Regions from separate parts of the Homo sapiens genome. Here region 1 is linked to region 2. Evidence: chromatin contacts called from ENCODE Hi-C or POLR2A ChIA-PET data. All regions are on one chromosome and are shown on one strand. The core of a region is the stretch at or near the end of the contact, and the rest is flanking DNA. Distances in the headings are between cores, read along the strand shown. Region 1 has its middle 110 kb from the start of GYPC. Region 2 has its middle 43 kb from the start of GYPC.

Region 1 (2,700 bases), core at 172-2,671, 63 kb after region 2:
AGTTCATCTGCCACTTGGGCCACTGAATCCAGCATGAAGTGGCAGTGACAGGGACACTGTTCGGGGCCTGCAGCAGGCTCCTATACGTGAATCATAGTCCAGGATTCCAGAGTAAAACTGAGCCGTCCTCTGCAGATAACTACTCTCCTTTTGAGAAAGAGCTCTTGGCTGCTACTGGGTCTTAGTGAAGAGGCCAAGTTTCCATGCAACCTTAGCCCCCCATCATGAGTGGGATGTTGTCTTGCCCATCAAGCTCTAATGTTGTACATGCACAGCAGGATTCCATCATCAACTGGAAGTGGCACCTCACCTGCCTCACCCTCATCCCAGCCTGCTCAAACCCAAGGCCCCCTGCAACAGCCTGAGTATCAAAGGTGGGGTTTGAAATCCTTCCTGATATCAAACAGTAAAGACCAGAGGCACTTTAACTCAGCCTGACTCTAAACGTCCTACACAAAAAGAAGCACCTGCCCCTGAAACCAGACCAGGCTCCTGGAGAGGAATGACTAGGCCGCTGTCATGGAGGCTCTGGGCATGGACAGCTGCACAGAAGCCAAGGGCATAGTGGGCCGAGTTCATGCTTAGGGGGCACATTCCATTTTTCTTGCTCACATGTGTGGACACGGGAATTTGCAGGCCCCATTAATGACAGATTACTACAGAAAAACTGAAATGCTTGTGCTTCTGGGAGTTTGCCCCATTCTTCGTGGCACTCCCTGCATAAGTGATTTAATGCTGTGGCTGGGAGGCACTCAGAATAATATATTAATTTATTGGCATTTAGATTTATGGGCTTCAAGACATGCTAACTGAATATAATTAAAATTACCCAACCTGACCCTTGCTGTCCTTCAGGCTGTAAGACAGTTGAGAGAATTTATACTTCTCTGCAAACTTGGGAGTGCCTTGGAATCAGCCCAGTTTCGGGGTGACTGTGCTTCTTCATTCAGTCAAGGGAAGAAGGGAATAGCAGATATTAGCCACATTTTAAAGCCCTTATTCCAGTTTCAGAGGCATTTTTCTGGCTTACTATATAGATTTGATAACATAGTAGTCTCTTAAAGATTGCTGGGGAGGCAGTGACAAAAAAAGAAAAGGATTAATCAAAAGACAGTTAAGCTGGCTAAAAGCAACTGGGTCACAGGGCTTCTGAGCCCAGTCTCCAACCACATAAGCAGCAGCTACTGAAAGCCCAGCATATATGTGTATCAGATCCTCAAGTTGGACAACTTAAACCCATGTGATGTTTAACTATCAACTATATCTCAGTAAAGTTGGGGAAAAATAAAAGAAAATTAATTTACTATGTTTTTTTAAAAAACAAGTGGAAGCATACATTAAAGGCCCCACCCCCTCCAAAAAAAGTTTCTCCAACAGCAACCAAAGGAAGAGCAGGCCACAAGCTGGTGCTCTACACACCCAGACAGGAAGCCGCCCACCTCACCGAGGCTAACCTGCCCCACCCCAAAGAACACACTGGCAAGTCTGAAAAACGCTGAGCATTCTCACGAGCACCCTCAAGCCCAGAGTGAAGAAAACTGGAGTTGAAGGAGTGGGGGTCTTGTCCTTTCTTACTGAAAAAAATGGAAGTGGTTGCTGGCTACTGGGACATGAGTAAAGGTCTAACCCTCCCCTAACCCCACCTCTAGTAATGGGGAACAGGTTCATGCAGGTGTTTTTCCCAGTGTCAACACTTCAGCCATCTGAGGCAAGCCCCAGCCCAGGGCTCTCAGAGCCTGTACCCTATCCATCCCTGTGCCATGCCCTCAGGCTGCAGTAATCCAGTGAAACAGAGGCTCTCAAGGGGGAAGTAAGGTGCCTCAGACAAAGAAGAAAGTCACCACAGTGTTGAGTGGAGCAGACAGAAGCTCTGGACAATGCTGCCTGAGCAGAAGGCAAGATTAAAAAAAAAAAAAAAAGATTCACTTACACAAAGGAGCACAGATATGCACAGTATACACTAACACACACACACGTACACACACACTAACAATGAAGAAAAGGGAAAGAGCATTCAAGAACAAAGAACCCTACCTAGAAGAAAACATCACTCAAGGAGTGAAAAGAAATGTTCCAGAATTGCTTTAAAGTACAACTTAAAAGGGTGTAAAGTCAATAACAAGAGAGCTCAGTGACAGAATGATAAAACAGAACGAAGTGAAAAAACATTATAGACATACAGAAGCAAATTAATATCAAAACATCATTACAGATAACACATTAGAAACAGCAAGAAACAGAATAAACACTACTGAAAATAATTGCTTTTCTGCAGGAAAAGCTTCAGGAAATGTTTACTGAACAACACATACAGCACACTTACTGCATGCCAGTACTGTTCTAAGCACTTTACTAACTATTAATCCTCATAATAATCCTGAGGTAAGGACAAGTATTAACTGCATTTTACAAAGGACAAAAACAAGAAACTGAGAGGTTAAGTATCTTCCCAAGGTCACACAGCTAATATGTGGCAGTCTGGCTCCAGAGTCCTTGCAATGAACCATTTCACTATGACGAGTAATAATAATGTTAAAAATCCATAATAATAAAAATCACAACCACTTTTCCACGACTTGCTCTGGTCTGAGCACTGTTTCTTAAGAGCTTTACATATATTAAGTCTTTTAATCCTAGGAGCTGTCCTGAGATAGGTATATTATTCCAACTTTATATGAGGCAGCAGGCTCAGTGAGGTTA
Region 2 (2,700 bases), core at 59-2,558:
AAAGTGAAAGCAGTGCAGGCTCCTCAGCGTCTTCACTGGCCCAGTGTGGATGCTGACACTGGTGGGAGGGGAGCTGTGCACATAGCCTTTCCCAAGCATGTTGAACCAGAGACCCCATTTGCTCACACGATACCTGCTAGGAACTCGTGGACCAAGTGGTCCTCGGAGCACATTTTGGAAACACTCAGGTAAATGGTTTCTAACATCCCCTCCTGTGGCAATGCCATTTCAGGTTTTTGAGCACCCACATCTTCCAGGTTTGGGAGCACAGATCACTGTCCAGTGAGCACAGAGGAGGCACCAGAACCTACACATAGACACTCATTGGGGTGAAAAGGCTCCAGAAGAGGATGAGCCCAGGGCTCTCGAGGCCTCCTAGAGAGCAGGTGCCTATGTGGGGGAAGGATGATGGTAACTCATTCCTTTCTCCCTCATTGGGCCCAGGGGCTGTCTATACTAAGCTTGACTCCCTGGCCACTCACCTCCCCTTCCTCACCTCCCTTTATCCTCACTCTTTTGCCTGCCTAGTGTCCTGGAAAACAATTGAAACACAGTCTGCTCCCAGTCTACTGGGTCCCCAGACCCAGCCAGAATCAGGCTCAGCAGCAGTAGTGATGACATGGAAGCTGCAGAGCTGGTTTGTCCCAGGTGGCCTAGCTCAGATGCCACGAGGAGGGAACTGTTGCAGGCTAACTGCAGAGGCCAGATGGCCACACCAGAGAGCAGGGCAACTTAAAGAGATAATGCACACACACACACAGAGTGCACACTGGTGGACACTTGTGGGCAATTAATAATCCTCTCTTAGATTAGGGACCAGGTTTTTAAATCTGATACTTCCTCCAGCAATGCACTAAGTCATTCTGCAGCACGTCTGCAACCAGTGTTAGTTGGGGTAAATAATGCACAAATTTGCACACACCAAAGAGTCAAAAAGACTGTTAAGAAGGAAGAAAGAGGAGAGGAAAGGAAGAGAGGGGATGGGGCAGAGAAGGGCTGGAAGAAGAGGGAAAGGGACAGAGCTCTGTCTGTAGAAAATCCCAGCTTCTTTGCACATAAGCCTCCTTTAATCCTCGAAATAATCCTGGCAAGTGGATATCCTTATCCTCCCTTTAGATCTGTAGAAATTGAGGTGCAGAAAGGTCAATGAGCTTTACTGGAGGTCTCACAGTTTCTAATGGCAGAGGAGCCATTTAACTCAGGCCTGTCTGGCCTCCCTTCAGGAGGTTGAGATGAGTCAGCAGGAGCTGCCCAGGGAGCAGAGCAGGTGGCATCAAGACTCATGGATGCTGGCATGACTGACCAGTGCTGGGATCAGAGAATCCCCAGCCAGGTCTCTGCCACCCAGTGGCCCTGGACAGTGATGGCCCAGGCACCTCTGCCAGCATCCCCATCCCTAGTCAGAGCTGGCCTGGTTGAGAGGTCTCTCCTGGTGGCGAGAGATAATGCAGTGGAGCCTATCTGCTCTTGGTGGGATGATTAGCTTATAGAGATAGCAAGTGCTGCCAGCCCGGTCACACCTCATCCACACTTCCAGCACCCAGGACGCTTGCACCCAGGCCAGTCTTATGAAAAGGAAAGTGATCATCTAGATTACATCATGCCAAAGCATCCCTACCAACACTTCTTAGATGATTTGTGCTTCTTCAAAGTGCTCATTCCCAAACTAAGAGTATTTAGTGATTAAATTTCAGATTCAGAGACAGATAGATAATATATATGTGTGTGTGTCTGAGTATATAGCTGTAATCCACAAACATTTATTAGGTACCATGTAAGTGTTGAAATTACATAGCTGAATATAGCAGCCTCTGCCTTCAGGGGTCCCTAGCTTAGGGGAGAAGATAAACATGTAAATATATATAAGCCCTAAAGTATTATGGATGCTGAGAGAGTAGTGATACAGATCAATTTAAAACACTAAGGAGAGAGAGATCAGTTCTATCTTGGGAGTGAGATGGACTTAGGAAAGGCTTTAGAGAAGAAGGGAGGCTTGGGCCAGTTGCACAGTATATAAGGGCTTGACCACAGAGCGGCTTCAGTCCCAAGCTAAGAAATTAGGACTTTGTTGCATAGGTAATAAAGAGTCACTGAAGGAACAAGTCAGTCTCTATCATATGGATAAGATAATGATCAAGTTAAACAAGACAAAAGATGAAAATGCACCATGGAAATTCACAAAGGGGCTTCAAAAGATCTAGCAAGGCTCAGACCCTGCCTGTGGAGCTGGAGGCCTCCCCACCCTGGGGCTCACCCACTCCTCCAGCTGCTCCATTGTTTAGTCTGAATTTCACATGACTTGGCCCATCCTGCCTGGAGAGAGATGGATCTCATCTATTCACCAGAAGAAGCGGCAGGAGGTCAAGGCTTTGAGCCAATTGTTATGTAAATATTAGAGAGAATTTTTTCTTCTTTTTTTAATGGAAGGAACTCCCCTTCATGATTTTATCTTTTTGTCCTCCCTGGAGAGAATCTGCTCAATTGTTTTTCATTCCTTACCTAAAGATTTTTATCATCATAGCAACGGGAATGATTTAGGGGCCAACAGTACTTTAGCTGGCCCACTGCCACAAGTAGAACTACAGGCATTTTAATGTTTGCAATTTAGCATGTCAGCATGATGCTATGAAAAGAGAGTGGCTCTGGAATTGGACAGACTTGGACAAAAATCTCATCTCAGGCACTAACTAGCTCTGCGTG

What was found. Hi-C counts contacts between places; a loop is a spot of excess contacts on that map. ChIA-PET counts read pairs that join two places held with the same protein, here RNA polymerase II (POLR2A). Pooled maps may share reads with other maps.
Region 1: a pooled map shows a loop between it and region 2 (1.8-fold over the local background). The contact joins two enhancer-like sites. A Hi-C loop is called at or near these places in 4 of 168 maps with a recorded cell type or tissue (CD8-positive, alpha-beta T cell, Right ventricle myocardium inferior, endothelial cell of hepatic sinusoid and 1 more) and 7 of 50 pooled maps. POLR2A ChIA-PET finds 5 or more read pairs at or near these places in 4 of 52 experiments (CD4-positive, alpha-beta T cell, WTC11, activated naive CD8-positive, alpha-beta T cell and 1 more).

What each region holds. Positions count from the first base shown.
Region 1 is chr2:126,760,935-126,763,634 of GRCh38, forward strand. No RefSeq gene overlaps it. Among named protein-coding and RNA genes, the nearest start is that of GYPC, 110 kb to the left of the region's middle. Within about 2 kb of position 1,422, at least 3 of the 41 ENCODE cell types and tissues checked have a DNase peak (open chromatin) inside an H3K27ac peak, as active enhancers do.
Region 2 is chr2:126,697,884-126,700,583 of GRCh38, forward strand. No RefSeq gene overlaps it. Among named protein-coding and RNA genes, the nearest start is that of GYPC, 43 kb to the left of the region's middle. Within about 2 kb of position 1,309, at least 4 of the 41 ENCODE cell types and tissues checked have a DNase peak (open chromatin) inside an H3K27ac peak, as active enhancers do.